Linked DNA regions of Mus musculus: all the other regions are linked to region 2. Evidence: chromatin loops called from intact Hi-C (ENCODE). Cell type or tissue: left cerebral cortex. All regions are shown on one strand.

The links. Peaks named below come from ENCODE experiments on the same cell type or tissue, not always from the same donor. Only the 100,000 strongest peaks of a DNase experiment are listed, where the experiment ranks them.
Region 1: it touches region 2 in a loop (2.1-fold over the local background); 4 of 42 quality-filtered maps call a loop at or near these places.
Region 3: it touches region 2 in a loop (4-fold over the local background); 3 of 42 quality-filtered maps call a loop at or near these places.

The regions. Positions count from the first base shown.
Region 1 is chr17:79,282,141-79,290,140 of GRCm38, reverse strand. No RefSeq gene overlaps it. Among named protein-coding and RNA genes, the nearest start is that of Gm17315, 69 kb to the left of the region's middle. In left cerebral cortex, no CTCF peak of the experiment used is centred here; DNase peaks (open chromatin) are centred at 2,631 and 4,792; H3K4me3 peaks cover 614 bases; H3K27ac peaks cover 375 bases.
Region 2 is chr17:79,351,467-79,359,466 of GRCm38, reverse strand. Cdc42ep3 (CDC42 effector protein (Rho GTPase binding) 3) reads left to right here and starts at 4,376. Exons shown (of 2, transcript NM_026514.3): 1 at 4,376-4,650. It overlaps Gm17315 (predicted gene, 17315), which reads right to left and starts at 4,768. Exons shown (of 2, transcript NR_165822.1): 1 at 4,463-4,768; 2 at 1,447-3,642. In left cerebral cortex, CTCF peaks have their summits at 3,636, 4,585 (motif pointing left) and 4,897 (motif pointing left); DNase peaks (open chromatin) are centred at 4,493, 4,856, 5,391, 6,267 and 3 more places; H3K4me3 peaks cover 3,787 bases; H3K27ac peaks cover 3,090 bases.
Region 3 is chr17:80,203,448-80,211,447 of GRCm38, reverse strand. It overlaps Srsf7 (serine and arginine-rich splicing factor 7), which reads left to right and starts at 4,143. Exons shown (of 8, transcript NM_146083.2): 1 at 4,143-4,273; 2 at 5,420-5,600; 3 at 6,010-6,186; 4 at 7,061-7,135; 5 at 7,216-7,326. The coding sequence starts at 4,246. It also overlaps a transcript of Gemin6 not described here. In left cerebral cortex, no CTCF peak of the experiment used is centred here; DNase peaks (open chromatin) are centred at 4,070, 4,624 and 4,927; H3K4me3 peaks cover 2,685 bases; H3K27ac peaks cover 1,903 bases.

The sequences.
Region 1 (8,000 bases), 69 kb after region 2:
ATGAAGCATGGCAAAGGCAGGCAAGCACGGCTCTGGAGCAATAGATGAGATTTTATAATTTGATCAAAAGAACAAGGCAGAGAGAGGACTAACTGCGGATGAGATGGACTTTAAACCGTCTAAGTCTGCTCCAAGTGGCATATTTCCTCTAAAAGACCACACCTTTTAATTCTTCCCAAACAGTTCCACTAACTAGGACAAAGTATTGAGACACAGGAGCCTACTGGGGCCTTTCTCATTCACACCACCACGGTACTGATGATATTCTTACTGCTTTTCTGACTCTTTCCACAGTCTAGGTGATGACATGCATGTCTCTTTTTCACTCAGACGATCTATCAAATGCTATTTTTAAATGTTCAATTTGGTGGTATTTGATCTGTGAAGCCACTGATAGGATTTACATCTCACACATTGTCATCAATAATGCAACACTTTACCACATCTGAGCCATTGGGCCAACATCAAGTAAACAAACAGCGTGTTCTATTCCCACTTTGCGGATCCTCCCTTCTACATACATTCAATTTATTTTGAAACAAAATTTCAAAATTTATTCTTCCAGGGATGAAATATTCAGGAAGGTTCTGTTTCTCCGAGTGGGGCTTAGTCTAGTCATCTCTCCAGCCTGCTTTGCAGCTGAGTGACTTGGGTTTCTTTTTTTAAATATGTAATTAGGTTTCAGCTAACATGGCTTTATTGAAACATTTTCATATGCTCGTGTGTATACATATGTGTGCGTACAAATTCACACATGGCTTTTCCCCCTTCTGGAGAAAACTGGACTTCCTCTTCCTGGCATGCAAAGATTTTTAGAAACTGAAAAAAAAAATGTTCATGCTTTAAGCAGACAAATTGAAGTCACTGTGAGATCTGTGCCTGCTGACTCTAACATCTGAATTACTTTTGTCTTATCCCCTTGGGTTTTCTGTTGTGAGTCTGATCTTACATGCTAGGTATGGTACATAAAGACTCCGCTGGACAAATTGTTCCCATCTATTACAAGGGTTCAGGGCAGAACAAGATTGCCTTTACCTAAAGTAAGGCTGTTCTCATTTGGTCTAGGTAGAGGGGAGTCTGAGCTGAAACCCTTCAGAGGGTTTATTAGGGATGGTCTGTTTCTGTGAACTCTGAATTTCTGTTCTTTTCCACTCTTGCCTCATTGAAATTCTGAGAGTTCCCAGTTTCACTCCGTGTGCTTACACCCTTGCAAGTGCCCTGTGGTAATGACATCTTTGATTTGCAAGCAGCAATCTTCTCCTTCTCCTTCTCCTTCTCCTTCTCCTTCTCCTTCTCCTTCTCCTTCTCCTTCTCCTTCTCCTTCTCCTTCTCCTTCTCCTTCTCCTTCTCCTTCTCCTTCTCCTTCTCCTTCTCCTTCTCCTCCTCCTCCTCCTCCTCCTCCTCCTCCTCCTCCTCCTCCTCCTCCTTCTTCTTCTTCTTCTTCTTTTTCTTCTTCTTCTTCTTCTATAATCTTGGCTCTTCAAATACTGTCTGCCTTAGTAGCTGTGTTGTGCCTTCACACACAGACATATAACCATACACACACACACACACACACACACACACACACTCTCTCTCTCTCTCTGCCCATTAATCTCTTCCTTACCTTGCATATACTTAGTTTATGGTATCACTATGTCATAATTAATCCAGTTGCCCTAACTAGGAATCTTTCATGCTTAAATAGGAGACAATCACATTCCACTCTGTTTTCTTAATATTTCTCTAAAATCACTGTCGGCTATATTTCTACTACTAAGTCACTACTTTAATTGTTTTTTGAGAAACAATGTTCTAAACAAGGGGTAAATTCCCAGACCAGACTATGAAAGTCATAGTGTAGTTGAGGTCTGCTACAGCCACAGTCAGGGTCCGGGCCTCTTAGCCTCTCTGTGTTCTAAATTTAGAACTCTGAGCTCTCGCCCAAGGTCAAGCATCGAGGGTCCAATGTAGATGGATAACAAAGAGAGGTTTGAAAACTTCATGCAAACCACAGCAGCACTAGGGGACATTGGTTAAGAAGAAGGAAATGGGGTGTTTTTCTGCATTTAACTTTCGCCCAAGTAATCAGTTGCAGGTTTGTGTTAGGGAAAAAAAAACACACACACACACAGTGATTTGAAAACTTTGCAAGCCAGCTGATCACCGAGAGGGTGATCTGATAGGGTGAAATCCATTTCATTGTCTTGGGAACCTTGCATGGAGACTAATTGATTACTTGCAGTAGTCTTTCCCCCAGCCAGCGAAACCCTTACTTGGATTATTGTCTTCGGGTTGCCCGTGTCTGTTTGGATAACAGAAGTCTTGTTAAACAACTCAGTAATTTCTGAAGACCTTATCACTCACTGAAGATTAATAGGCAGCAGAGTTAAGAAAGGAATTTAGAAAGGAAGTGCTGATCAGATAGAGCGAAAGCCCGCTGCTGCCTTTAAATACATCAATGCCTTAAAATACTCGGTTGCCTTAAAATATGTCAATGCCGTAAAATACGCCAGTGCCTTAAAATACGTCAATGCCTTAAAATACGTTGCTGCCGTTGTCAGGAACTGTGTAAGCAATTGCTATAAAGGTCCAGATCTTCACTTATGAGGCAGTGCAAATCAGATACCATTTTATAGTGTACTTTCGAGAAAAGCTGCCAGGCATTCCTGAGTGTAACAGAGGATCTTCCTGTAATACAAACCATTCCAAATTTGGGGAAACATGGGAGTATTTCGATGAGCTGCCAAGATGAAGTTCTCGTTCGAGTCAACGAATATACTTGGCTCTCCAGAGGGAAGGCTGACTGAAGGAGAAAGAAAAGCTGTGCCTGGTGTAGACACGTTTACGAAAAGGCAACTGATCGTTGTAGCTCAGCTAATCTCGGTCCTGGGTGACTTTTCTCATGGCGCATTACAGTGAAGCAAGCAAACACTGGGGACTAAGGTCTCACTATCCACGGGTGACATGCATAGACTCTGGCAGTGAAAAGGATACATCTTCACGCTGCTGCTGCGTATGATAGAGTCTGGGGGGTGGGGTGGGGTGGAAATGAAATCCCCCTGATTCAAGTCTGTCCCAATTAAATCAGGGTCTTTGTGTCTGCGACATTAGGAGTTTTGAAAATGTTTTTAAAAGATTCCATTATACAGCCAGTGGACAGTGGTTCGGAGCAGAGCGAGGATTGCTTTCCTCGGTGACTACACCATCTGGAGAAACCTGAAGGACTACAGTGGCGAAAGTGTTCCTAAGGAACCGGAAGCAGACTAGGCTAAGGAAAGGCACAGAGCGCATAGCCGTGGCTCCACACCTTGCTAGCATCAGCCTCAACATCATCCTTGTAAAGTCACAGCCCTCAGTCCACAGCTAGAGAACCACAATATCCAGGAGCGGACCAAGCCTTCTGTGTTCTTGTAAGTTTCCTGTTAGTATGAAGTATGCTGAAATTGGAGCTTTTTTTTCCCATTTTTTATTAGGTATTTAGCTCATTTACATTTCCAATGCTATACCAAAAGTCCCCCATACCCACCCACCCCCAATCCCCTACCCACCCACTCCCCCTTTTTGGCCCTGGCGTTCCCCTGTACTGGGGCATATAAAGTTTGCGTGTCCAATGGGCCTCTCTTTCCAGTGATGGCCGACTAGGCCATCTTTTGATACATATGCAGCTAGAGTCAAGAGCTCCGGGGTACTGGTTAGTTCATAATGTTGTTCCGAGGAGCTTGCTAATAGAGCGAATAAGACCAGGACTCTAAGACCAGTCTGCTTGGGGTCTATCCTCGCTCCCTTCTTACAGAACGATCCAGGCAAGTTACGTTTCTCATGCTTCCACCTTCCCTTCTGCCAATAGAGACAATGTTTATGGCCCTGCAGAGGATATTTTTTTTAATGGGGTAAGTAATATTTGAACAGGGCCTGGTGTATGATAAACACTATGTAGTGCCTGCTAGCTAATATTCATACACATTATTCTTTTAAAAAATGGTATTTTGAAGTCTTTCTGAAACAATTGACCATCATCCCTACAGGGAGGAATTTTTACCTGAAAACTCAGCTTCCCCGTAAGGCAATTTTCTAGAAAGATACTTTTTCCTGAGGAGACATATCGAATCGCAAGGTAATCTGTTTTGGGTTTGGTTTGATTTCTCAAGACAAGGTTTCTCTGTATAGCCCTGGCTGTCCTGGAACTTGCTCTTGTAGACCAGGCTGGCCTTGAACTCTGAGAGATGCCAGCCTCTGATGTCTAAGTGCTGAGACTAAAAGCATGTGCCACAGCCCCCCCCCCAAGTTTCTCAAGGTGTTTTTACAGTATATGGGGCTGCCTGTGATCTGTCCCCTACATGTAAATGCCTTTTAAATGAAGTGGAGGGGGTGGCAAGGTCAGGTAGAGGGAGAACGGGATATGTGGTGAGATGTGATCTTGACACATTCCGTGCACTGAGCTGACAGTACCTCTGGGGTGACACCGTTCCCAAGCATTTCTTTGAAGAAGGTAAGAGCTGAAATGAAACAATGTTTTTAGGGCCCGAGGGGGACATATCGTCCAGCAATTATTATGGAAGCGATTCTTCTAAGGAAAGTGCAGTTGGTGATGGTGACATCTGTGGACTCAAGAAACATTCCTTGAGATGACAAAAACTTGGGTTTGTCCCTGCCAGCCTTCCATTAAGCTATTAAAAGAGTGACTCACTACGGCACACCCACCTTACAGACTGGGTCTCTCCCCAAAGCTGCTTTGTCATTCTTTTGTGAATCGTAGCTGTGTTTCCCATAAGCAGTGATCCCTGCAAGGCACAGGACTCCGTGTGTCACCATGGCATGTGGGGGTTACCAGACATCCCTTCCCATGCTGCAGCTTCTGAATCTCTTTTAAATAAAAACTCTTCTTCCTTGTGGAGCAGGGTCAATTTCATACCTCTTTTGTGTACGTCATGGTTCTTAACAAGAAGTTCTCAGTAAGTGGTAGCTTTTTCTGATGTTTTGCTTTTTTTGTCTTGGTTGCCTAGAAACACAGACTTAAATATGTGAGTTTAATTACAGAAACATTTTTTTTTGGCTGATTCAATTAAATCTCCATATCTTTTAGGTAGTTTCGGCTGTCTGTGTTTACTTAAACTTTTAAAAGAATAGAATATTCATTTATTAAAGGAAAAATATGTATTCTTTTCAGGTTGGTTAAAATCCTTTTTTGTCTCATATTATATTTAATATCTTCTACATTTCTATAGTTATGTATGATTTAAAGAAATGCATATTCTGGCATATATGTGTATATACATATATGTATGCACGATCCAAAGGAATCATTATACTATAGTAAATATATGGCATAAAGCAGGAGTTCTCAGCCTTCCTAATGCTATAACCCCTTAATATAGCTCATGCATATGTTCTGATGACTGACATCCGTAATATTATTTTGTTACTACTTCATAACTGTAATTTTGCTACTGTTATGAATAACTATGTAAATATCCAAATATACAGAATATCTTATATGTGAATCCCCAAAAGGGTTGAGACCCACAGGTTGAGAAACACTGGCATAGAGTATACTACAGCATGCATGTGCAATGTGCATATGAAACAAAAGTAGTCATGCACACAGTATAATACACATGTAATATGTAAACATATATAGGTATTTCATATATAAGACGCTGCAGCACATTTTAGACATATATTTATGTCTAAATATATACATATATGTAACTACAGATTGTTTATGTGTGTGTACTTTAGGGAAAGAGAATGCCTATTGACTTTCACTATTAATCCATAGAGTTTTTGACTCTCCTCCTGCCCTCCATAAAATCAAAGTCAAAAGTGACTAACTGTTAGCCACCTAAGGAATTCAATGACATGAGCAGTGAAGTGTGTGTGTGTTCTCTTTATTAAAAAAAATAAAACCCTAAAATCCAAAACCAGTTATGCACTCAAACCAAAGTGTGTGTGTGTGGGGGGGTGAGGGTGAGGGGGTACATATATACTCATGTATACATCAAAACATCACATTAGCTATTGTAGTAGTTTAAATATGCTTGGCCCATGGGTGTGGCCTTGTTGGAGGAAGTGTATAAAACAGCCCCAATGAAACATTGTCCTTTATAAGAGTTGCCTTGGTCATGGTATCTCTTCATAGTAATAAAACCCTTAGTAAGCTATCTTAAATATATGTAATAAAAACAAAGCTATTTTTTAAAGATTTTTTTTGTTTTTTGTTTGTTTGTTTGCTTGCTTGTTTTTTGGGGTTTTGTTTTGTTTTGTTTTTTGTTTTTTGAGACAGGGTTTCTCTGTATAGCTTTGGCTGTCCTGGCACTCACTTTGTAGACCAGGCTGGCCTCGAACTCAGAAATCTGCTTGCCTCTGACTCCCAAGTGCTGGGATTAAAGGCATGTGCCACCACGCCCGGCACAAAGCTTATTTTTAAAAGAGATTCTAGTGAGTATAGTAGTTAGTCTATGGCTGATATAGCTTTGAGTTCCCTGTAGCAAACACACCAACGTTCACATCTCTAAGTTGCTCTTAGCAATAACTGAGTATGGAGTAGGTGGAGATGCATAGTGAGCCAATAAGACCAGTAATTGGCCCCCAGAAGACCATAACTGTGGCTATGGCCATGAGAAGGGAAGTTTCAGGTTTTCTTAGTCCAGTTTAATATCTACTCCACACTCTGTCTCCTCTTTCCACCAGCTCAGGCATCCCCCATCCCTTAAGCAACAGCTGTGACCTTTTAGCCGTGTTTGCCTTTGCCAGCCACGTGGTCTTTTGCCATTTACTTTCCCAACAGAAATACCAAGCTCGAGTCAACTGAAAATGGCAAATGTATCTTTAATGAATCAAAAAGCAAATATAAAAAGCCAAAAAGGTGCTGCGTTATTAGCGGAAAATCCGCTCCAATTGAAGATTGGAGAAGTATATGCATACACATGTCCATGTTTGCACACACATACCCACAGACACACACAGACACACCAAGAGAGAGAGACAGAGAGAGAGAGAGAGAGAGATTGAGAAAGACACCCACCAACACACACGTTTATTTTCCTTTGTAGGAAATGGCAGTTCATTCAAATTTCAAAACAAATGTCTTCTAATTATAATGAAAAAGGAAGTAACCAATGAAAGGCATCCTATGCCTTGCTGGATAATCTAAGAATGTGGGGAGAGGCTTTGTCATAGGATGAATTGGCTCTCTTGGTTTCACTTTCTGCCTTCCTACATCAGTAAAAGTCAGGGCTAAGGGAAACACCTGGGGAAATGCCAGTGAAGGAAGCCAGCAAGCCACATAGTTCTCAGTGTCTAATCAAGCAGTTAATGTAACTTTATGTCTTCCACATAATCTGGGCAACTTACGGAATGTTTTGCTCCATTTCAATTGTTAAAGATATAAATGACCTGGAAAGTCACAAAAGATAGTGGCAAAGAGGTGAACAGCAGGTTGCCACCAAGTTGGCCATCTGCAGACAGGCAGAAAGGATAAAAAAATTTTGAAAATCTTTGAAAATTCTTTGCGCCACTGAATTCTAAGGTCCGGAAATTCTTCTTAAAATTAAAACATCACAGACACAGTCCTACTTACTGACTGCCACTAAGTACACAAATCCTGTCCCCTTTGAGATGTAAACGATGAAGTGCACCATGAAATGCTATCTTTCTATCGCAGAGAGATTTTGTTTTTTCAGAGAGCCAGAAATATTGAAGCTATCCTTGTATCTCTTCTCTTTCTCTTCTCCACTCTTTCTCCCAGCCTCTTCCTCATCACTAGCTCCTTCCATTCCTCCACCTTTCCTTCTTTTTCCTCTCTCCTTTCTCTTCTCTACTTGAAGGTTTCTTATCCACTTCCACCTTACCTGTCCCTACTCCTCAACTAATAGAAAGATAAAAACCCATGTTGAATTCTCTGGACCGAATATCATGACAATTAAATGAAGCTGGCCTTGCCTGTGTCTTTCCATCTGTATGTGGCCCCACAGCTGGCTGAGAACTCTCCATCTGTATGTGGCCCCACAGCTGGCTGA
Region 2 (8,000 bases):
GGTCAGGGCGTAGCAGTGAAACACACAATGTTTCTGTCCTTCTGCAGTTTATGTTCCGATGTCGGGCCACAGGGGACATGAAACAGACATATGATCAATGTGTCAGGTGTTAAGTCCTATGGAGAAGGATGAGAGGGTAAACGGATGAAAAGGAACCAGACTTCATCTCTGGGGAGCTAGCAGAAGCCTGGAGACAACTAGGAAGCAGACATAGGGATACCTGGAGAGAAAACCTACCCAGAGAGACCTGGTAGCAATGATTCAATCAACTATCCTCTCAAAGCTGGGGAAGGGAGTCTCCTGTAGAATGACTCAATGCCCAAAAAAGCCTTTTAAGTTGCCTCAAAGTGAAGAGTGGAAACTGAAAGGTTGGTTTTGCTTGTTTTTAAGTTGTCAGCTTGCAAATTACAGGCCTTAGCACCTTACTACCCAGTACAGACAACGCAACCTGAAATGAGGATGGCGTGAGCTACACGTAAAAGGATGATTAAGAGTAGCGAAGGCTATATAAATCTTAGGCAATGCTCTTCATCAGTCACCAATTTCCACTAACCATCAGATCGATTACACCTATGTCTATAGCTGAAGGTCTTATCCATGATTGAATTAGTGCTGGGCCATGGTTAGTAATCTCACACAAATTGTCTTCAAAGTTCCAGGCTGACCTTCTGCCCTGCTTAAACCCGTAAACCAGGCCTGCCGTTTGCATGCTACCATAGTTTCCAATATACCATTTCCTGCTCGGTCGGATTAGGTGAAGCTCAGGCTCTTAACCAAAAGGTGACTTGAGTTTCTTTATTTACAAGGAAATTGCTAGTTAGAAAATTTCTAAGCTATTTGGCAACTAGTGAAGGCAATTCATTCCCACTGGTGACTGTATAGAGTTCCTCTCAGGTGTAGCTAAAGTTTGTGAGCGAGGGGAACACCTAAGCTGCAGCTAGAGCCGCACTTGAAACATTGTAATCAAGCTGGGAGCGTAGCTCAGTGATAGGCTGTGTGCCTAGTATGTGCCCTGGGCTTCATCCCCAGCACCTTCAAACAAAAAGTCTCAACCTTGCAGTTTCTTACTGGCACCGCCCCCCTCAGATCTAACTTGGGGGGGGGGGATAATGGGGAACATATATGCTTCAGTTCAACCCGAATGTGGCATTTTAGGAGGAAAACCCCAGCTGAGCACACACGAGTACATTTCAGCTTTGCCAGAAGAAAAATAGTTATGCATTATACATGGACTACAAAGACGCTTTTTTGTAAGCTTTCCTTTCAAATGTTTGAGTTTTAGAACTTAAAACGTTCCATGTGTTTTGTGTTTCTCCTTCAGTTAGACTAAAGTAAAGGGACTGAAATTTTGGTTTCAGCAGTTGTGCGGTCTATCCCAGGAATGTTTAATATAATATTATCCTGTGCTATAGAGTTTGTAAATAAGGCTCTTAGACTCATGGCTGATTGCTATTAAGGACTTTTTATTCAACAGATATTATTGTTATTATTACGTGCCAGGCCCTGTTTTAGGTACAGAAGCTACAAAGTACTTCATGCCCATCCATCCATGCATCGCAGAAAACAGGCCATAACCAACACTATAAATACATATGATGTCATGTCAGGTCATGAAGAAACTATTCTTCCTGCTTTATTCAGGGAAAGGGAATTTGGGTGGGACTGCTATTTTAGGGGAGGGAAAGTCTCACCCTTGAAGTCTTATTTGAAAAAAAAAAGATCTTAATGAAGGGAGAAAGGAGGCTTTGAAGCTTTGGGGGAAGAAGTGTCCTGGACAGATAGAGGGCAGGGCTCAGCAGGCATAAACTGAAGGGCAGCTTGGAGTCTCATATGGTGGGATGAAGACAAGTGAGAGCAAGTATTGGCAAGGCAGCCATGAACAGAAGCCACGTGACAGTTCTCCCTACTCCATCCTAGGGGAAACCAACACTAGTCTAGCTTCAGTGGGAAGTCAAAGAGATGATAGGGACTCATCCGTAGGCCCTGCGTGCTATAGCTATTAGTCCTAGACTTCCAAGATTCCCACTGATTTTTTCCCAAGGCTAACCCTCTCTGAAATACAGTCTCAGAAGTCTCAGTCGTCACGAAGCGAAGTTTTCCTTTCTGCTTAGCAGGAGAGCCTCCTGAAGTTAACAAAATCTAAACCCACGGAACCAAAAGGCTGCCATGACTAAATCAGGAAATGAACTCATTTGGAAAGAAAATTCGCAACATGAGGGCTTTTTTCCTCACTGAAGGTGTTCAGCACAAATAAAATAACACAGCCTCAGGGAAGCCAGGATGGATCAAGTCAGCACTACCAGAAACCCTTGAAGAGGTAGGTTACACATGCACTGTCTAGGGCTCAATGGTAAAGACTTGTTTAAAACCTCATATAGAAAGAAACCACCTCTACGTGAAACAGAAACAGCTCATAAGAATGAAAACAGAGTTTTGGCATAAAAGTTTTAACTTATAGCCACCTGCCACCCTATGTTTGCACAAACTGTAAAAGAAATTATTTACTTAGACACGTGGAAATGGACTGCATTTAATGGCAGCTAACAATAGAACGAATTTTAAAAATCACACACATGACATATGTGTAAGGAATGCTTTTATGCGTAAAAAAGGAATTTTCATACAGCATTTCATAAATGTATATACATGCATATTTGTACTTTTAAAAATACCATATGTAATGAAAGCTGTGCATAAATATTTATAAAAATACCTTTATCTAACTAGGCCAGTAACATTTAATATTTTTCAATAAATTCATATATAAAATATATACATTAGTGCCAAATGGAACATATATTTTGAAATATGAACCCCAAGTAAAACTCTGAGGAATTCGGAGTGGAACCCAGGTATCTGCCAAAGGCAACTTCGGAGCAGTCGGTCATTCGGAGAAGGGAAACAGTGCCGGGTCCCTTATCTTCACCGACTGTTTTGCTTGTCAAAATTCTGGTATCACTTCTGCGGTTTTGTATTTGACTTCCGACCTCATGGCCGTTTAACCTGCCAACTATTATTTTCTTTGAGGCTTTTAACACTCCACCCAAGTATTTTGCTTTCCCCAACAGTTGTGTCCGCTTCCTTTTTAAATTCATCTTAACGTCGACCGTGGTTTAGGACCTGGGCTTAAAGTGCACCCGGTCTAAGGTTTCAGAGCGATTCAGATTGGGGGCACCCTTGTGATGACCCCGATAGCGCCCAGGGAAGCCAAGGTCTCCAGGAGGGGCTCTGCTTTGTGCCAGGATTTCCAGGCAACCTGAGAGTCCCAGGGTTGGGGCCAGACCTGGAGCGTGCGACTACTCGGGGTTCTAGCTCCTTTTCCAGGTCAACCAAGCCGGCGGGGGACATCAACGCCGGAAAACACCACCTTTTCCTGTCTCCAACCTGGCGGACTAAGGGAGAAGGAAGAGAGGGCGACCAATTAAGACAATTAACATTAATTCTCTGGGTTCCTACAGAGGTCCAGGGACAGAGGGGCGGGTCGTCCTGAGGCCCTGGCTGGGTGACCGACAGGTGCAGGTGTCGCCACGGGCGGAATTTTACGGTCCGGAGCAGCAGCAGCTGCGCCACTTGCGCCGCCTCGCAGAGCGTCCCGGAGAGCCGCCACCCGCTTCCGCAGCTTTAGGTCAATCTCTGACAGACCTGGAGGGGGAGGAGACGTCACCCTCCCGACAGGAAAAACCTGCTGCGTCTGCGTTTCTCTGCGTCCCGCAGGCTCTCAGCCTCCACCCCGCGTCTCCCGCGCGTCAGATCCGCGCTCCAGGTTTTGGCGACAGCTTGCAAGGGGAGCCGGCTGCACGTTGACAGCACGCGACCCTCCTTTTCCCTCCCGAGAGCTACAGCTGCCAGGGGGTCCCCAGGGAGCTGCGGCCGCGCTGCGGCGACCCGGTCAGGTGGCCCTTCTTCCCCGCGCAGGTCCCCTTCCTCCGCTGCGAAGCCCCGCACTGCTAGGTGGGTTAGGTAGGACAGGGAAAGGCGGGGACACGAGGGTGAGCACGAGGGTCCCGGGTGCGGGCGGAGTCCCATTGTTCTCCCGCACCGTACGGACAGCAACGCTCTGGGGTCCCCTCTTTAAAGGGAGCACCCCGCCACTTTTCTTTGTGCCTGAGGGAGCCCCAGCCGGCATTGCCTCTGAGAGAAGCCACCACTGGGAAGGGGTGGAACTGGGAGGTGACAGTGGGTAGCCTTTGTCCTCCAAGAGTCCGCAGCCTCGCCTCCAGTCCTGCGGGTCTGGGGGTGGTGGGGAGGTGGGGGACAGGTACAACGGAGGGACGGTCCAGGTCGGCCCGCACCCTTCTCCCCGCCCTGCCCTGGCCTCACAGCCCCGCCCCGCCCCGCGCCGGCCCCGCCCTGCGTCCTGCGCCCCGCCCTCGGCAGGTTGAGGCCCGGCGTCCGGCAGCCGCGCGCACAGTGTCGCGGGCGCTTCCAACTGCCGCTGGGAGCACAGCAGCGGGACGCTCACCGACAACCCAGTTCCGCAGCGGCTGCCTCCCGGGAGACGCCGCGCGCAGTCCCGGAGCAGATTCTGCGGTGAACCGTTGCCGCCCCTCTGGTTCTGCGCGCACCAGCGAGGACTGTTGCGCCCTCGGGAGGCGACCCGGGCCGACGCCCGGCCCTCCGGGCAGAAGCTAGGAGCCTTAGAGACTGCTGGTGAGTGTGTGACCCAGGCTGTCTCTCCACCTGTAAGACTGTCCGACCCTCAACCTAAGCCCCCTTCCAGCTAGTGCAGATGGTGGCCTTGGAAGACTTAGAGGGTGCGAGGATAATCTACCGCACCGCCTGGTTGAGCTGATGTTTAGAGGATCAAAGGGGACATCATGCTTGACGTCCGGGAGGGGGGATCAGGACGCGGAGCTCTGCCACCTACTTCTTTAGGGTGGGGCTGCAGTCAGCACGGCCCCCTCCAGGCCATTGACAGCCATTCTGGGCGCGTGTTGCGTTTTTCCAGCAGAACAAACCGCACTTGGCTACCGCGGCCCTCTAGTTGTGTGTTTGCACCGATGCGGCGCGGCGCGAGAGTGCACCGCGCAGCTTGGCAGTTTCCGAACTGACAGAGGCAGCACATTGTAGCTGAGGCTCCAACCTGCAGATCTGGCAGTTGGGGGAAAAAAATTTTTTTTTTCTTTCTCGACTGCGGTTTCTGAACAACTGAAGCGTTTACAAGATCTTTACTCCCTCTTCCTCCTCCTTCCCCTCTCCTTCTCCTCCTGCCTCTCCTCCTCCTCTTCCTCCTGCTATTGCTCTTCTTCCTCTTCTTTTCTCTTCCTTCTCACTAAGTATCTTGACACAGCCATGCGAGGACGAATGGATCCGGCCAGTCAGTTTTTTTCTTTATGAATTATTATACTCCACCCCGCTCTCGCCTTTGGGAGGGAAGGCATGTGTTTCATCTTATAAATAGAAAGTAGCATATTTTTTGGCAGGACCTGCTTTATACTGCACCGTCTAGGAGAGGTCAGTTTAAAAATAAATATGCACTTGAATGTTACATTACCGAGCCGGCTGTGGCTGGGACAAGCTGCGAGTACAGCGGCATCAAAGCTGGGCGCACATCTGTGTTGAAAGGAGTTAAAGCCCCAGAGTGCAGCCCCGGCTGACAGTCAAGTAATTACATTTTGTTTAAAAAAAAAAAAGTGAGTGAATTAAAAGGAGGGTGGGAAGAGGAATGTCAGGCAGGGACTGGAGCCTGAATCTTTGCAGCCTTGGTGCGTTTGCGGGGAGTGGGCTGCTGATTGTGTGCAGTGTGTAGTGGGGGCTCTGGGGAGGGAACTGATGGATGTGTTGGGGAGACAAAGATTCCTTCTGCTGCTTCCTCACCCTGGCAGCTTGTAGCCCTCCCAGTATCCTCGAGTTCTGGGAGGGGGTGGAGGAGGGGTGCCGCCTTGAAAATATTAGGAGGGTAGCAGATGTCCCTGCTTTAATAGTAGACCCAGACTTGGGAACTCCCCCTTAACATCACAGGGAGAAATAAGCCTCCCCAGGAAGCAGCCAGGATGCCCCAGGGGCACCCCTAAGTCCATTAAAAGACTCCTGTAATGGTCTGACTTATAAAAGATCTTTCAACTAACAACTGAGCTAGGGAGTACAACTTCTGGACAGTTGTAGATACCTCCACCACTGTGATTTGATGGACAGTTTAGATGTCAGTATACACAAACACCTTTTTCAGAATGAAGGACTCGGCCATAAGGCCGTTATGAAATGTCTAGCGATGTAACGTGTGAGATAAAGGATTAAGATCTATATTCAAGGAATGGTTGACAGTCCATCTGGAAGTGCCTAGGTTTTCCAGGAGGCCTCACCCATGGTTGGAAGACGGGGCTACCAGTCTCGGGGCTCACAGCCCCTGGGCTCTCAGATGATGTTTAGAGGAGAACTTTGGAAGCCTTCTGGGTCTGTGGCAGTTTCTGTTTTCCAGCCGTCTCATCTGCTAGAGATTTGCATTCTGAATTCCATGATTGGAACATGGTGCCGAGGCTGTGGCAGCCCCCTGAAGACATGAAGTAAGATGAGCTCCTTCCCACCCCCCTAATCTGCACCCTGAAAGTCTGCCTCCTATCTTCAGGGCACCTAGAAAGGTGTCGAGAGTAAAGTACCTGGTGTACATTTGCTTTCTTGGTTTTTATTGTGAATTTAAATGGGGTCCAAGATGCATAGAAAGCTGTGACCATGATTGCAGAACGGCTCCCTGGAGCCAGGCGGCCCTATCTGCGCTCCAGTCTTCCCTTTAATGTGGTGTTTTGTTTTATGTCTGACATGTTCACAAAAGCTGCCCTTTTCCACTTATAAACTTCCTGCTATTCAACAGCATTGGGGATAAAATCTCTTTAACCTATATCACCCTAAGGTTTTTAACCAAGCCATAAAACTTTCACAAGTCCTTTGCCCATTTAGACATAGCATTTATCCAATGGGTGGCAATACAGTTCCCAACCTAAAAGCCCTTAGAAAAATTGTGCCAATTTATTACTAGTACTACTACTACTTATTATTATTATTATTATTATTATTATTACCACCATTGTTTCAGTCTGATTTCATAAAGGCTGTCTTTCTAACTAGAATCCCACTGATTTTTTTCATTAAGAACCGAAAAATTGTATTTTTAAATACACTATGCTTCCCAGAGAACAAGTAGCAGATTCAACCAGGCCAATTAAAAAAAATCTCTTAAAAGTGCAGGTCAGAGAATTCTAACGAACATCAAAAGTAATTCTAGCACAAAGCCTGTCCTCAGTGCTAAGCTAAGTACTCTTCTCAGTGCCTTCATTAACCTCTCCATTTCTAAACAATCCTCGGTGCTAAGCTAAGTACTCTTCCAGTGCTTTCGTTAACCTCTCCATTTCTAAACAATCCTCGGTGCTAAGCTAAGTACTCTTCTCAGTGCTTTCGTTAACCTCTCCATTACTAAACAATCCTCAGTGCTAGGCTAAGTACTCTTCTCAGTGCCTTCGTTAACCTCTTCATTACTAAACAATCATTCTATGAAAGGTGTGCTAGTGCCTACATTTTACAGGTGTAATAACAGAAGACAGACCAGTGATGTAGGTTGCCCAAAGTTATACATTAAAGAACATACCTAACTGTGGGTGTGTCCTAGTGCCCAAATCTATATGGGAGTCTGTGCCTTTTTGGATTAAAGGATTGGGAAAGCCTGACATTATTAGCTTGGGGTAAGAGCACCCAGGTGCATTGCCTGGCTCTATCGTGTAGCACGTGTGTGATGCTAGACAAGTGATTTGACTTGTGTGATTGTCTCATTTAATATCCATAGCCAGTCTTTGAGATAGATGGTATGGTACTTCTTTTCCAGACAAGAACTTAGACTCTCGAGTTCTGTACCTTGGTCAGGTTTATACAGCTAAGTAAGTAGCAGGGCACAGTTTGAACTCAGGTATGTCTGACCTAGTTCTGGATACCACACCTCCATTGTCTGGGTGGAGGGTTACGGGAGCTATGAAATATGATTACTCTTATGGCTTTTGGCCTCTGGAAAGGAA
Region 3 (8,000 bases), 850 kb before region 2:
TCCTCAGAAAACCTGGCATTCCCTGGGTTTTAAACTCCTAACCATCATCTACATTCATTTTCCTTCTTCCTGGTTTTACTATCACATTCCTACTTCCCCACCCTACCCCTACCTAGTCTTCTATGCAGCTGGGGCTGTCTTCAAACCCAGGATTCTCCTGACCCAGCCGGCTACATGCTGGAATTACAAGCATGTGCTACCATGCCCTGTGTGTTGAAAGGTGGCAAAGCACTCAGAGCTCTCTCGTATCGTTCTACCTTCATACTTTAGTATTGTTTGCAGTGTATGTAGCATGCAGCTAATGAGGTCATTCATATATGTGTGTGTGTGTGTGTGTGTGTGTGTGTGTGTGTGTGTGTGTGTGTATTCTTTGGATTTTCAAGACAGGGTTTCTCTGTGTAGCCCTGGCTGTCCTGGAACTCACTTTGTAGACCAGGCTGGCCTCGAACTCAGAAATCCGCCTACTTCTGTCTCCCGAGTGCTGGAATTAAAGGTGTGCGCCACCACCCCCAGCTTCATTTTTTATAATATGACAGAATTATACATTCCAAAAACCTTTCCTCTCCAGAATTTCTAAAAGCATTCTGGGAGATCTGATGATCGTGGTTTACAGAAAAATAATGAAAGGATGTAGTTGAGCATGGACATTTAGAGCAACCTGCAGGGAATATGTACATGTGTAAGTATATCATACACAAATACACATTAAAAGATCACTGTTAGAGATTTTTTTCCTGAGGGGTTGTAGACATTGGCTGTCCTAGAACTCACTACGTATACCAACCAGACTGGCCTCTAACTCATAGATATCTGCCTGTCTCTGCTTCCCAAGTGCTGGAATTAAAAACATGTGCTTCCACCACCCAGCAAGATTATTTCTTTGTGTTAAAAAGAAGAGAGACAGATGCACAAAACGTTTAAATGGATTGTCTTATTGTAGAATTTTCCTCATCTGACATAAAGGTGACAATAATTTAAGAACAAATTTAAAACAGTGAAGAAAACAAGATTTAAAAGTGAGCTTTCACTGGGCAGTGGTGGCGCACGCCTTTAATCCCTGCACTTGGGAGGCAGAGGCAGGTGAATTTCTGAGTTCGAGGCCAGCCTGGTCTACAGAGTGAGTTCCAGGACAGCCAGGGCTACACAGAGAAACCCTGTCTTGAAAAAGCAGAAAGAAAAAGTAAACTTTCTCCTTGTCTCCTGCATGCATGCCTCAGGCACTAGGTAAAACCACCATTACATATATAGTCAACTTTTTCTCAGAACACTGGAAGATGGATGTAGGAAGAGCTTACAGCAAGATCCTGTTTCAATAAACAAACACCACCAACAAAAAACAACTGTTCAACTCTTTTCATTTAATAAATGAAGATAAATTTTAAAAATTGGGCTGGGCAGTGGTGGCACACGCCTGTAATCCCAGCACTTGGGAGGCAGAGGCAGGTGGATTTCTGAGTTCAAGACCAGCCTGGTCTACAGAGTGAGTTCCAGGATAGCCAGAACTGCGCAGAGAAACCCTGTCTCAAAAAACCAAACCAAACAAAACAAAAAAATTGATGTAAAAAGATTATGAATACTCTGCCTTCCTTTTTTTGTTGTTCTAAATTCAAAGATAGGGTTTTTCCTATGCAGATCATAGGATTATAATACTATAATACTATGTAACCCAGGCTGGCCTCTAATTATTTTCCTGTCTTAGCCATAACCCCCAACTTTAATGTGGTAATAGCCAAGATTTTTTTTTAGATTTATTTATTTATTTATTTATTTATTTATTATATGTAAGTACACTGTAGCTGTCTTCAGACACTCCAGAAGAGGGAGTCATATCTCAGGATCGGATGGTTGTGAGCCACCATGTGGTTGCTGGGATTTGAACTCCTGACCTTCGGAAGAGCAGTCGGGTGCTCTTACCCACTGAGCCATCTCACCAGCCCCCAATAGCCAAGATTTAACAACTGTGGCATAATAATAATCACTCAATAGCTTATATTAGCAAATGTTAGAATATGTGTTGACCCAAGTAGATTCATTTAAACTCAAATCTAGAGGCTGGGCATGGTGGCATACACATTTAATCCCAGCACTCAAGAGACAGAGGCAGGTGGGTCTCTCTGAGTTCCAGGCTAGCCTGGTGTACCGAGAGAATTCCAAGATAGCTAGGGCTACTCAGAAAGACTCCAATCTTGAAAAACAAACAAACAAAATCCCAAACAAACAAAAAAGTGGAATTAGACTTTATAGAATTGCTATTCCTTCAGAGAGAATACAAATGTTTATAATTATTGCTCAATGCCTTTCAGAGAGAAGCAGATTAGAAGAATATTTCTCTAGCATGAAAAAAAGCTCTGGGTTGTATACATAGTGAATCTGTGGGAGGCCTGGACTGCAGAAGTTCCTGTGGCAAGCAAACACAGGAAGATTGAGGCAGAACAATATACTGTGTAGTAAGACTGAGGCAGAACAATATACTTCACTGTGTAGAGTTTCTATTTTCTTGCCAGAGATTTTTGTTGAGACACTATAATTTTAAATATTTGAAAATCAACATACATATAAATTAGTAGTACTTAAGAGTCTTTGCTTTTAAAAAGGGGGGGAGGGGCTAGAGATATGGCTCAGCAGTTAAGAGCACTGACTGCTCTTCCAGAGGTCCTGAGTTCAATTCCCAGCAACCACATGGTGACTCACAACCATCTATAAGGTATCTGATGCCCTCTTCTGGTGTGTCTGAAGACAGCCACGGTGTACTCGTATAAATAACAAATGAATCTTTTTTTTTTTTTTAAAAGAGTCTCATGCTTTATTGACCAAGAAGGACTCCTTTAGAGAAAGCACTCCACACCTGAATCCACACACAGCAAATGAAAACGGAGATGAAATACACGTACCTAGGAACTTCCTCTTTTATGTGTAAAATTTCCAACCCTTGAGTATTCCAAGTAGTTACGATGTAATGTTTTTTGTTTTTTGTTTTTTGTTTTTTTTGGTTTGTTTGTTTTTTGCTGGTTGATAAAAAGAACTTGGGCTGGTGAGATGGCTCAGTGGGTAAGAACACTGACTGCTCTTCCTAAGGTCATCCCTGAGTTCAAATGATGAGTTCAAATCCCTGCAACCATATGGTGGCTCACAACCACCGGTAATGAGATCTGACTCCCTCTTCTGGAGTGTCTGAAGTCAGCTACAGTGTACTCACATATAATAAATAAATAAATCTTAAAAAAAAAAGAACTTAGCTCTCTTTTTAGAGTTGAATTTTGGCAAATGCAGAATTCAAAGGCAGATTTTAAGCAACTCAGGGAGACTGATACGTATTGAGTGGCTGAGCTGTAAGGTTTTAAGTAAAAATTCACACACAACTTTTAAAAAATCCAAAGCACTAGAAGGGAAAAATAAATTTGTGCTTCAGATGCAAGAATTGTCTCGGCTCAGTATGCTTGCAAACTTTTACAGTTTTGCCACAACTTTAACATTGCCAGAACCCCTTCTCCACAACCCTATCCCTTTGTTTCAGCAAACCCCCAAGTACTCAGATCAAACTAACAAATTAGTGACTCAGTGCAAAAAGGAGAGGTATTATGCAGACTCCCCGGGGGAAGTCATCCCTTTTGAGGCCCGTGATGCAATAACCATTAGACATAACTGTGGAGTAAGGGTTATTTTCACACTGGTCTTAGTTTAATTACCTCTGTTGAGCCTTAAAGATCACTGAACACAGACTAGGCCAGGTACCCCAAAGGTGGCGACCGGGACAGCAGCGGTTAAATTTTACGGACTTTCACAGAACGGTCTAGTGTACCTGTACTTAGGTTACGGTCGCTGTCAGTTCCTAGATTAAAATGAAGAGGTAAAAGGGTTGGGAGAGGTTAGGAGGACCCACAGGGTTCAGGAAAGGGGAAGGGGAGGGGAGGGAGCAGGAGACCGCCGGAAGGCCACAGGTTTATGGGCAAGATCCCGGCGTTCCCATGGAAACGTATCCCTCCGCTCCGCTCGCAGAGTCTCGCTCTAAGTTCCCTCCGCCCCGCCTCTAGGCTGTTTCCGCCCAGCTTCTTTGTGCCGCGCAGAACGTTGACACAACGCATGCGCAGAAAAAAAGAATCCCCGCCCGCCGCCTATATAAGCGCGACTCCGGCCTCTTCCTTGTAGTGCCGCCGGGATTGCAGGCAGAGGAGGTTGCGCAGCCGCTTCCGTGCTACTCGCGCTGTGAGCATTCCAAGCTAGAGCCGAGTACACGGGCCGGCCATCATGTCACGCTACGGGCGGTATGGAGGAGGTAAGCGGCCAGGGCCCCAGGGGAGGACGGTGCTGCCCGCCGACCGAGCAGAGCGGGGCCGCAGGGGCGGCGCGGCGGTTAGAGACGGTTATTCCGCGTGCGTAATGGCGGCTCCTGCGCACGCTGTACGAAGCCCGAGGCCGCGGGGGCGGGGAGGAGGAGGGCGAGCGGGACTGGAGGGCATGTGTGCCGCTTAGGGCCCGGGCGCTTGGCGCCTTTTGGTCTCTCCTGGACAGGCCGAAGCCTGGCGGGGTCGCCGTGGTGGCGTTGGCCATTTCTCCGCGCTGCCGCCCGCCTCCACCACCCCACCCCCCGCCCTCGGCGGCGGCGGCGGCTGCCATTTTGAGCACATTGATGACCGTGGTGGCGCATTTCCTCAGCGCTTTCCCGCCACTGGAGCCGGGGAGTGATGATGGGCGTTAAGATTCGGGTTGGGCTGGAGACGGAACGAAACCGGCAGCTGCGAGCTGCGCGTCGTCCAACAATTGGTCGGCATGAGGAGTAGCGCGAGGGGAAGACCGCTGCAAGCGGCGACGGCTTTTTTTCTCTCTCTTTTTTTTTCCTTCGCCGTTTCGAGCGTGGCTTCTGGCTCTGGGGCGGGGACTCGGGTGAGCCTGCGCCTGCTGTGGAAGCCGGGAACTGGCTCGGCCCTGATCCTCGCTGTAGACCTCTCCGCAGGCCGGGCCGCCGGAGCCCGCGCGCTGTTGTGCCCGAGGCTGCGGGGACTCGGGGGGCGGGGCGGGCCCGAGCCGGGCCCCACCTCCACCCCGCACGCCTCAAGTCTACCATGCTCCCGCTGCAGTCTCCCAGGGTTTCCTTCCTATAAGAGCGCCAGAACTTGGTCGCAGGTCTGGCTTTCCAGTCTTTCACGCTGTAAGATTTAGTACTTGGTGAAGACCTCTAAATAAAGGGAGCCAGACCTGGTGGTGCACTAGCTGCCTCAGGGAGGTTGAGGCCTGAGAGTCGTTTGAGCGATGTATAGCTAACATAGTTGTAGGGTGGCTCCGAGTAGATCACTTAGCTGGCTCAGAGTCTCCAAAACAAAACGTGTACGTTGCACAGCTCTTTAAGGATGGTCTGTTTTAAAGAAATGAATTCCCTATCACACGTTGAATAACATTTGTTCTGTTTACATTTTTTAAACAGAAACCAAGGTATATGTTGGTAACCTGGGAACTGGTGCTGGTAAAGGAGAGTTAGAAAGGGCATTCAGTTACTATGGGCCCTTAAGAACTGTGTGGATTGCCAGAAATCCTCCAGGATTCGCCTTTGTGGAATTTGAAGACCCTAGAGATGCAGAGGATGCAGTTCGAGGATTGGATGGGAAGTAAGTGGGTTGTTTTTCAAATTTCTTTAAAATATTCCCTCGGGCTGGATAAGTAATCTCGGTGCTAATCATAGACTCTCTGGGGGTGGACCTTATTTTTGATAGTGTCTCTGGCCTATGTTGACCTGGAACTCACCATATAGCTCCGGTGGTGGTTGGAGCCCTCATTCTGTCAGCCTCTCACATGCCTTACCCTTCAGGCACTGGATAACTTAAGATTTAGGACTAAAGGTGGAATTGGCGGGGTTTTGTAAACAAAAGACTAACCGTGTAGAGAGAATGAGCAGTTGACATTTTTTTAATAAATTAATTTTTATTAGATATTTTCTTTATATACATAGCAGTTGATATTTTTAAATCTAGAAGTCACATGTGTATTCTAACATTAGCATTTTCTTATGTTTTGTAGAGTGATTTGTGGTTCTCGAGTGAGGGTTGAACTATCAACAGGCATGCCTCGGAGATCTCGTTTTGATAGGCCACCTGCCCGTCGTCCCTTTGATCCTAATGATAGATGCTATGAGTGTGGTGAAAAGGGACATTATGCTTATGACTGTCATCGCTATAGCCGACGAAGAAGAAGCAGGTATTTAATTAATGAAGGAATGGTTGGTATTCTAGTTAATCAAAGTAATTCTTTTATTAGCAAGGCAGAAACTAGTGTTTTTCTATAAACTTGAATGTTAATTGTACAGGTGTATTTTACAATTTTTGTTTAATTAAAAATGTTACTATATTAATAATCAACCTGGTCAAAACCTTTCAGGTTTCTTCGTTTGAGTCAGTCGCCTTGATTCAGAATGTCACGAGCCTTATGATATCATGCTGAGGCGCCTTGCAAATCCGACAATTAAGATCCTCCTAGACCTTGAGGTGATCAGCATAAGAGGCCAGATCCCCTCGAGTCATCTACACCTAGCTTCACCTTATTCTTTAAAGGGCAGAAAATTTGAGTCGGTGATCGCCGTAACAGTAAATTTGGCTTACAATTGGGGCCCCCTCCGCTTTAGAAAGAGGAACACCAGATTGACCACATTCCCAACTAGAAAAATCTTCTTGCGTCAATCAAGCCTCATCTGGCTCTTTTGGCTGTCAGTTTGATCGTCGTTAGATTGAAGAAAACATCTAGATGCAGCGATCGGCTATAGATACTTCTAGATCATCTAGATCTACTAGACCTACTACTAGACCATGGGCCAAAGAGGGTCGACCTGCAAACTTGCAAGGTTTATTTTAAATACACATTATGGCGTTTTATATTTTGTAATTCTAAGTTGTAATTCAGCTTTTAACAAATCTTTTTTTAGGTTAGTAAAAAAAAAAAATTTAATAGGCCCAGAGTTTTTCCAAATGAGATACTAAATTTTAAATAGTCTTGAGATTTGATTTCAGCAGAGGTACACAAACACTAAAACTGAGTTATCGTCTAATATGTTGTATTTTTCTAACTTAAAAAATAGGTCACGATCTAGATCCCATTCCCGATCCAGGGGAAGGCGATACTCTCGCTCCCGCAGCAGGAGCCGAGGACGGAGGTGAGAAATTTGTAAAATTCAAATTTTAACAAGTGGGAAAAAGTAAGACAGATGGGCTTAAGAACTTCTTTAAATTTTAGGTCAAGATCAGCATCTCCTCGCCGATCAAGGTCTGTGTCTCTTCGTAGATCAAGATCAGCTTCACTCAGAAGATCTAGGTCTGGTTCTATAATAGGATCGAGGTATTTCCAGTATGTAGCACATTTTTCCTGCTTACTAGTAGATGGATTGTCGTAGCTTTAGTTATCAAGACAGAGTTTCTCTGTGTAGCCCTGGCTGTAGACCAGGCTGGCCTTGAACTCATCCACTTGCCTCTGCCACCTAATCACTGGGATTGAAGGTGAGCGCCACCACTGGATCCTGGCTGGATCGTCTTGTCTTGGTGACACAGTGAAGTATCTTCATTCAAATGGGGTGCTTCAATATTAGGGTGTGCACACCTGTACTCCTAGCACTTAGACTAAATAACTTGGACCTGGGGATTGGAGGACAAAAAAGGTACATGCCCCATCTCAAAACAGATTTTTTAAAAGTAAATTATTTTAGCCAGATAGGATGCTATCTCCATGAAGAGAATTGTGACAAAGCTTGCCATCAAACCTGATAACTTGCTTAAACTTGGAACCAATGTAAAGGGAGGAGAGACCCAATTCCCCCAAATTGCTCTCTGACTTCTAGAGATGGTGACATTACCTTCTCTACATATACTCTGAATAAGTGAATGTAAATTTAAAACATTTTTGGAAAGAGTAAGTTTGAGAGTAGGAGGGAGCCAGGATCTGCCTGCCTCTTAATCTGAGTGGACTTTTTAGTTTAATAGACAACATTTTTTTTGTGTGTGTACCCCTAGCTGCCCTTGCTCTGT